Linked DNA regions of Mus musculus: region 2 is linked to region 1. A link is a loop called in an ENCODE intact Hi-C map of the cell type or tissue named here. Cell type or tissue: heart. All regions are shown on one strand. Links, peaks and the distances in the headings refer to the core of each region. The heading gives the core; the rest is flanking DNA.

Region 1 (4,389 bases), core at 165-4,164:
GCTGGCTGTCGTCCTTCACCTCCTGATGGCAGAAATTGCTTTTTAAATGTCTTATCTTCACAGCACAGTGACTGAGAACATCACTGGCCCAATAATCATTGAATCGACAAGAAGAGCCAACAGTTTTTTGTTTGTTTTTGTTTTTGAGACGATAAGGTTTTTTTTGTTTTGTTTTGTTTTGTTTTAATTTTGGGGTGGGTTTTTTTGGGGTTTTTGGTTTTTTTGTTTTGTTTTTTTGTTTTTTGAGACAGGGTTTCTCTGTATAGCCCTGGCTGTCCTGGAACTCACTTTGTAGACCAGGCTGGCCTCGAACTCAGAAATCTGCCAGCCTCTGCCTCCTGAGTGCTGGGATTAAAGGCCTGTGCCACCATGCCCGGGGAGGCCGTGTTTTTCTACTGGCTTTGGCTCTGTAGACCAGGCTGGCCTTGTACTCAAGAGATTCACCGGTCTCTGAGTGCTGGAATTCTGGGATTAAAGGTACCACCACCACCTCTCAACATCAATTCTAATAAATCAAAATCTACAAAAAAAAAAAAAAAAAGCAGGTAGCCTGACCAGCGCTGTGACCTTTGTATGCTTACAGCATATCCTGTGAGAGTAGATTTTGTGGGTCTGTTGTGCTTGCTTTGACAGTCTCATGTCACATAGCCTGCCTCTTCATGAGCCACCATGCTGGGTCCTGAGCTTAGTTTTCTTTTTTTCTTTCTTTTTCTTTTTTTTTTTTTTAAGATTTATTTGTTATTATATGTAAGTACACTGTAGCTGTCTTCAGATGCACCAGAAGAGGGCGTCAGATCTCATTACGGATGGTTGTGAGCCACCACGTGGTTGCTGGGATTTGAACTCAGGACCTTCGGAAGAGCAGTCGGTGCTCTTATAGCCCTGGCTGTCCCAGAACTCACTTTGTAGAACAGGCTGGCCACCTCCCTCTGCCTCCCAAGTGCTGGGATTAAAGATGTGTGCCACCACCACCCAGCGAGCTTAGTTTTCTTATAGTGATGGAGACGAAGGTGCTTTCCTGAAAGGCCACACCTCCAACTTCAAGTTTCGATTTATTTTAGTAGCATACCTTATTATACACGACTTAAAGAAAGCTGAATATTCCAATTTTTTAAGTGTGAGAATAGATCAAAACAACCAGTAAGGGCTAGAGACTAGTCCAAAGTGTATTCTTCCAGAGGGACCATAAGGTTCCCAGCACCCATACAGAAAGGGGTGCTCACAGCTCCAGCTCCAGGAGATACCAACGTTCTCTTTTGGCCTTCTTCGGCATCTGCACTCTTGTGCACCTACCCCCAACACACATAGATAAAAATAAACACTAAAAGCACAATGAGCAAATCGTACTACGCAAAACACGATGGGAGTAAGCAGCATTTCAACAGCCAAATAGTACCACAATTTCTACCACCCCACAGCAAAAAGAAAAACAACAAAATGTCTACGTCCAACACACATCAAAAAGGGAAAGATGGCGGGCCAGAGAGAAAAAAAGTATGCAGTTTTGAAAGACATGGTCCTGGGAGCCACAGCGGTTATCTTTTAAAGACTTCCAAAAAGCTCCAGACATAGGGGAGCACACTCCTTTAGCACTTCGGAGCCAGCCTGGTTTAAATAGCGAGTTTCAGCCCTATCTGAAACACAGTGAGGCCCCGACTCAAAAAAACAAGAATTTTTAAAAGATATTCATCCCCCAAAGCCATGCATCCTCGCCCCACTGAGGCACATCCCAGCCCGGGCCCGCCCTGCACAGCCCCACCTCCGTTTATGGTTGGCAGCAAGAGACTCCGCCCCGCCCCGCCCCCGTCTCCACCAATGGCAGCCCGGCAGCGCAGCCAACCCGACGGAAGGGCGTGGCCTTGGTGAACCCCGAAAGCTAAGGCAGAAGCCTGCAGGGAAGCCGGTCAGGGAAGGTGTCCTGCGGCGGGCGGCTCGAGGTGCCCCGAGGCGCTCTCATCAGTTGCCGTTAGAATATTCTAGAACTAGAATGTTCTCGAAGCACTGTCCCCTGCCCCACAATGCCGCTCCCGTCCCGGTCCCCCTGCTCCCACGAACTCACCATGAGCGTCTCCACCGTGTCCTCTACATCCTGCGACTGCAGCAGCGCCGAGCGTGCCTTCTCGATCACTGGGGACGCGAGCCCGGCCCCGGCGACTGAGAGGCTCCGGGGCTCCGCGCTCACGCCCATCCCTCCCCGCCTGCCCGCCCGGCCTCAGGTCTCATTACCCGAGACAAGCGGCTCGATGTTTCCGGGGGAGGGGAAAGCAGAAGGAAAAAGGTGAGATCCCGCTTCCGGTGACATAGCGTATCCGGCGACGAGATCTCATCGCCACCTGGTGGCTGCACTTAAAACTGCAGGGTCCGTGATTCTCAGTTGCAGAGCCTTCTGCTCGGCGCTTTTTTTTTTTTAAATATTTTTCTTATTAAATATATTTATTTATTTATTTATTCTTAAAGCGCTTTTTGAAATGGGTGACTGGCTGAGTTTTAATTGTATTTAATTTATTTAAGAGCTGAAGGACCGCCGGGCAGTAGAGGCACACGCCTTTAATCCCAGCACTTGGGAGGCAGAGGCGGGCAGATTTCTGAGTTCAAGGCCAGCCTGGTCTACAGAGTTCCACGACAGCCAGGGCTATACAAAGAAACCCTGTCTCAAAAAGAAAAAGAAAAAGGAAAGGAAAGAAAAGAAAAGAAAAAGAACTGAAGCAGGATGAATGCCTTCTCTTTAGACACAAATTTTTAAAAATACAATTCACATTTCTTCTTTTTTGTTTTCTTTATTTTTATTTTTTCAAGACAGGGTTTCTCTGTATAGCCCTGGCTACCTGGAACTCACTAGCTACCCCTGTGTCTCTCTGTGTGGAGACCAGGCTGACCTTGAACTCGTAGAGCTCCACCTGCCTCTTTAATCCCAAGTGCTGGGATTAAAGGCGTGTATACCATGCCTGACTTATTTTTAGTTGTATGTGTGGGTATGTACGTGTGAATGTAGCTTCTTGCAGAGGCCAGAAGCTCACAGGCAGTCCTGAGCTGCCCTGTCTGGGTGCTGGAAACCAACCTCAGGTCCTCTACAAGTGCTCTAACCCAGGCTCTCAAGCCTTGTCTTTATGCTTTTTATATGTTTATTTTGTTCTGTTGTTTAGTTTTTCAAGACAAGGTTTTTCTTTTTTCTTGAGACAGGGTTTCTTTATATAGCCCTGGCTGTCCTGGAACTCACTCTGTAGACCAGGCTGGCCTTGAACTCAGAAATCCACCTACCTCTGCCTCCCAAATGCTAGGATTAAAGGTGTTTGTAGACGCCCGACTCGACAGCAAGAAGGACGCCACAACAGGATTCTTCTGCACACGTTTATTGGGAGAGCTTGATAGTGAAAGCAAAAGCGAAAGACCCCGAGCCCAAAAAACCAGTGCTGCTTATATAGGCCTAGGACAGGCATGTCTACACCCAATTGGTTATGCTTTCAGTACCTCATTTACATGCCTCGGGGCCAGGTCGTGACTCAGCAAAAAAACTCTACTGAACATGCACACATTGGTTGTTTACCCATATTCATGGGCGTCAGCTTATTGAAACCAGCGCCATCTTGTAATGGTGTTTATTGGCTTCCCACATCTCCCCCTTTTTTATTTAATAGAAAAAGGCCTAATCCGATGATCTAGTCTTGCACTTCCTCAGCACAAAACGATCAAGAAGGATTTAGAAGGGCAAATCATGATCACCCTACCTCGTGCAATGAGGAAACCTCAGCAGTGTGCAAGGGCTGATCAATGATCGTTGAGTCTCTCTCATCCCAGTGCAATGGATCCATAAATCCGTGGGGTGCAAGAGCAGAGGACTCAGAAGCCGACTAATTCTTGAGCATAGATAACCAAACTTCAGGGGAGGTGCCATTTTCAATGGCTAAAAGTGCTTGAGTTATAATCAATCACCTTGTCACATTTTTGTTGGGTTCTGAATTTGCAAGCCAACCAAAGCATGAATACCAGTCCACAGCATATGGCAGTGACCCGTCCAGCAGGTCCAGTTATTCGAGGGTCTCGAGGGGACCTCCTCCTAAGAACCAAATGGGGGGTAGAGAGAGACGAGGGTCTTGTACGAGTAACGACACGGAAACTGTTCTGAAGTTGTATCAAGACCCCAAAATGTATTAGCCAGGCCCAAGGTTTAAATACACAAGCAAAAGGGGAAGTGCCTTTCAGCAGGAGGAATGGGGCAGAGGAAATGCACCTCAGCAGGAGGGATGGGGCAGCAGAAAGAGAGGAAGTACTTCTCAACAGGAGGGATGGGGCAGGGGAAATTTTTCTTTTGGCGACTACAAGGGGAAGCAGGAACTTGGTGGTATCAGGGTACATCTTGAGGTCAGGACATCCAGCGCTGACTTTCTTGGA
Region 2 (4,389 bases), core at 71-4,070, 61 kb before region 1:
GCTCTGCAATCACCTTTGCCAAAGACCCTGAGGAAGCGTGCACCTGCCAGAGAGAAAGGGGCTCCAGATGAAACCAAAAGACCCGTTCCCTGAGCTCTGGAGCACAAGAGATCCTTCCAGGACTCCGTGGCTAGAGTACGACACGAAGAGCCCCCTTCTCACCTCCAGGAAGGCTGCCCTAAGGCTCCCACACCATGGGGACTGAGGGCATCTGTGGTTGTTACATCAGCAGGCGTCCACTCCTGCATCATACTTGAGGTCAGATAATTCGTCTGAGAGCAGATGGGTTGCGGGAAGCAGTGAGTCCACAGGCAGAGGCTGTCCATTCACAAGAAGTCCCTTCTCGGTCACTTCTTCCTTGGGGTTGACCTGCTCCTCCTCCTCAATCTGATTTATAGAGAGAAAAAGAAAGATTTATGAATTGGTAGGTGGTGTCCACTTCCTGCAGAGCACTTAGAACAACAGTGACTTCACGGGCATTTTAAAAAGATGTGTTTACTCTGTGTGTGTGTGTGTGTGTGTGTGTGTGTGTGTGTGTGTGTGTGTGTCTGTGTCTGTGTGTGTCTGTGTGTCTGTGTGTGTCTGTGTGTCTGTGTGTGTCTGTGTGTCTGTGTGTGTCTATGTGCACCATGTGCATGCAGTTCTCACAGGTTCCAGAAGAGGGCGCTAAAACTAAAGTTATAGAGTTGTAAGCCACCATGTAGGTGCTGGGAACTGAACTCAGGTCCTACAAGAGCAAGAAGGGCTTTTAACTGCTGAGCTCTGAGTGAACCACTTGAGATGATTTTTTTGTTTTGTTTTGTTTTTTTGTTTTGTTTTTTCTCCTTAGAAATCCAGCTTTCTCAACTCTTTTAATCTCTGGGCAAAACTGATATGTTGATTTCTTTTTTTCCTGAACTGAGCATAGGAAAGGAGATATATATATATATATATCCCTGTTTCCATGCATAATAATATTTGGTTTTCTGGCTACTGGTGGTAAGGGACCCAGAAGAACACAAAGCTAGCATAAGTATATCCTGCTCTTAGAACAGAAACAAAAACATTTTATTACTTGTGACAAGGACCTGAGGCTCTGCAGGTCACATGCCATCCACAGTCAGGCAGCAGAGAGGTAAGCGCTGGTGTTCAGCTCACTTTCTCTTGCTCTTTATTGTCAACTTGCCTGGATTTAGGGTCACCAAGGAAACACATCTCTGTGTTTGTGGACAAGTTCGCAGAAAGGTTTAAGTGAGCGGAGAAGACTCGGCTGGAATGTGAGGGACAACAGACCCTGGTCTCAGGGCCAGGGACTGAATAGGAAGGAGAAAGCTAGCTGAGCACCAGCGGTCACCTCTCTGCTGCCTGACTGCGGGTGCCATATCACCTGCCACCTCAGGTTCTTGCCACCACTCTTTGCTCACCATGGTGGCCTGTGTCCCTTCAAACTGTGAGTCAAAATGATCCTTCCAGGACTGGAGAGATGGCTCAGTGGTTAGGGACACCTACTGCTCTTCCAGAGGTCCTGAGTTCAATTCCCAACAGCCACATGGTGTCTCACAACCATCTGTAATAGAATCTGATTCCCTCGTCTGGTATGCATAAAAACAGAGCTCCTGTATACATTAAACAGAATGAGCCTTCCTAACGTGTTTGCCCAGATAGCCCGTCACATCAGTGAGAGCAGTGACTGATACCGCAGACTTAAATGCAACCGTGCGCACATCTGTATATATGAACTCTTATAAAATCCTGACCAGGTTGACATGTCTCTAATTTGTTAGGGAATGAACTACATTTAAAAAGATAAGCAATATTTAGTAAATGTATTACTAATAGGTGGGCCCAGACACGCACTGGTTACAAGTTTATCAAAAAGTGTGGACTCAAACCCGATGCTGAAGCCGTCCACCTTCTGCTGAGTCAGACTGTGAGGTAAATTGTTTGGTCCCATTCAGCCATCAACATCAGTCAAGCCCTGAGCTGAGTGTAAGCTAGAGAGATGGGTGTGAGATTGCCTGAGCCTTATTTACGCACAGTCCTGGGAGGAAGACAAACAGGTCTATAAATCCGTGCCCAGCAGAGGGCAGCACCTGCTCAGAAAGAAATGTGGGGTCAGCTAGCACAGTTTAGGGAGCAGAACTCCCTAAACTGAGGATAATGGCAACTCCTTAGATGCAAGAGAAGAAGGTTTGGCTTCCAGGAGATATCAAACACCATTGTCCTAACCAAACAGGAGGGTTGAAGGATGGAAGCCCACGAGGGTCAATCATCTGTAATCCACCCTGATCTCACTCTTTGAAAGTAGCTTTGAAAGTTTGAAGTTACAAAGATTTCCCACCTAGGAGATCGGAAGAAACGAACAGCCTAGGACTGTGTGAGGCTGGAGAAGCAAGCGCCCTAAATCCACTCACAGAAGATCACTGTGGGAGCGTAGGCTCCCTCCAAGAACAGGCTGGCTCGACCTGCACAGCAGAGTTGGATTTATCACATAAATTGAATCCAAGGACTCCAGTGCGTATTTCTCATGGAACACCAGGGTGATGTTCATCTAACATCTAACGGTTGGCAGTCGCTGCCATAGAGATGCTAGCAGCCACTGGAGCTTCTGTGAGTCTTCTAAAACACATCTGGGGCCATCCTCTAGCTTGACAATAAAGCCTGAAGACACTAAGCCATATCTCAAGACGTGCTTTTAGCAAGATAGCAATTCAAAACATACACACATAGGTAAACGGGTTGAAACAGAAAACGCACAACTGTCTGTACTGAAAGACATGAGTATGATGTCTAAAATCCCAGACTCCACCCACAAAAAGCTAGAGTAAGTTAAATCACCATAGATAAAATCAACGTACTAAAGTAAATTATCCTTTTGGTTTTACCAGTCATAGGAACAGTGGACATTGAAGTTGAGAAAAGGTACTTTTTAGTTACGTGGCCTCATTTCTCCGGGCTGTGGAGCTGATCTCTTACGGTAGCAGCTCCACAATCTTAGAATCCTGGCATCAAATCCCAAATCTTAAAGACACCGGAAGTAATAAACCCAGAGGGACATGCCATGACCACCTCCCATCAAAAGAGAGATGCTTCTGCCCTCCACTGGGATGCTGAAAACCAAGCCCATTCATTTCTAAGACAGATATTCTCCGGTCCAGGAAGAGGGCCTTTTCTAAGGAGTTATTATTGATCCAAAAAAAAGACCTTTGTCTGAACCGTTTGATTCGTCAACACACTACCTGAGGAACAGCGTCAGATCTGACTTCGGGCAGCTTCTGAAAACCTTTTTAACCCTTTCTAAATGTCTGACTAGCTGCCCTGATTAAACTGCTCCCATTAATGTGCCTCCTACGCCTCTGATTTGAAATAGTCAGATCAATAAACGAAATAAACGATGCAGTGGTAAAATATCTATTCTAGTATATTACCTTAGGACCTCTGAGATTCTGAGAAGGGAGCTTGTGTATTGGGTGGGACTCGGGGTGCATGAGAGGTGCAGGCTGGTAGGAAGCTGGTCCTACGTTCCCAGGGACATAGGGCACAGCCAGCGGAAACACCTTAGCTGATACCCAAAGAGTGACTGAGAGAACGTCCAGTTACAGCTTGAACCTAACCACCCAGAGGCATCGCTTAGCTTCCTATGAAGGACTGCCTCTTCTGTACAAAATGAATATCCTCAGCCCCCTCCATTTTCTGGGCACTTCTGTATGTCAGAAGTTAGCCAGCTGAGCCAGCTTTTTTACTCCAGTCCCTTGGAGGGACTTAGTGATCAGTCAGCCTGGATACACCTCTCTAAGGTACTGAGGTCTAGTGAGCAGCAGCCAGTTAGTTCCTTGGCTGGGTAAATCAATTGTTCTTGCATCTTTGCTGTCTGAAAGAACCATGCGTGAGATTCTCACGGGGGTTCTCTAAAGCTGCGCAGGGGCTGAGTGGCAGAGTGAAAAGGATGTGAACCAGTGCTCGCTGTGGACCCACTACACAGATCTACCTCCGAGGAGTAAAATGCTGCCTACTCTGTGTGCGGGGCAGGGAATAGAAGTTTCTATCTTTCCCTCAGTTTCTCTGTGGACCTAAAACTGAACCAAAAAATAAAGTCTATAAAGAAGAAGAGGGGGGGAGACAGAGGGGGGAAGGAGGGAGAGGAGGAGGAAGAGAAAGAAGAGGAAGTCACCACCAAGCATTGCAGTTCACACCTTTAATCCAAGCATTTGGGAATTTAAAGCAGTAAGATTTTTATAAGTTTGAAGTCAACCTTAGATACGGAGTAAGATCTGGGCTAGCCTGAACTACAGTGTGAGTCTCTGTCTCAAAAAGAAGAAAGGAAACTGGTCTACCCGAGGTAGAGCAGATGGGTAAGTTCCTCTCTGGCCATCCTTCTCCAGTTTGCTCACTCCAACCTAATTTTCTCTG

Evidence for each region. Hi-C counts contacts between places; a loop is a spot of excess contacts. Peaks named below come from ENCODE experiments on the same cell type or tissue, not always from the same donor. Only the 100,000 strongest peaks of a DNase experiment are listed, where the experiment ranks them.
Region 2: it touches region 1 in a loop (7-fold over the local background); 3 of 42 quality-filtered maps call a loop at or near these places.

The regions. Positions count from the first base shown.
Region 1 is chr9:120,108,243-120,112,631 of GRCm38, reverse strand. It overlaps Slc25a38 (solute carrier family 25, member 38), which reads right to left and starts at 2,250. Exons shown (of 7, transcript NM_144793.2): 1 at 2,060-2,250. The coding sequence starts at 2,188. In heart, for the core only: a CTCF peak has its summit at 2,334 (motif pointing left); DNase peaks (open chromatin) are centred at 1,811 and 2,171; H3K4me3 peaks cover 1,260 bases; H3K27ac peaks cover 1,197 bases.
Region 2 is chr9:120,169,149-120,173,537 of GRCm38, reverse strand. It overlaps Mobp (myelin-associated oligodendrocytic basic protein), which reads right to left. Exons shown (of 4, transcript NM_001039365.3): 4 at 4,160-4,389. Among named protein-coding and RNA genes, the nearest start is that of Mobp, 22 kb to the right of the region's middle. In heart, for the core only: a CTCF peak has its summit at 2,059 (motif pointing right); no DNase peak of the experiment used is centred there; H3K27me3 peaks cover 706 bases.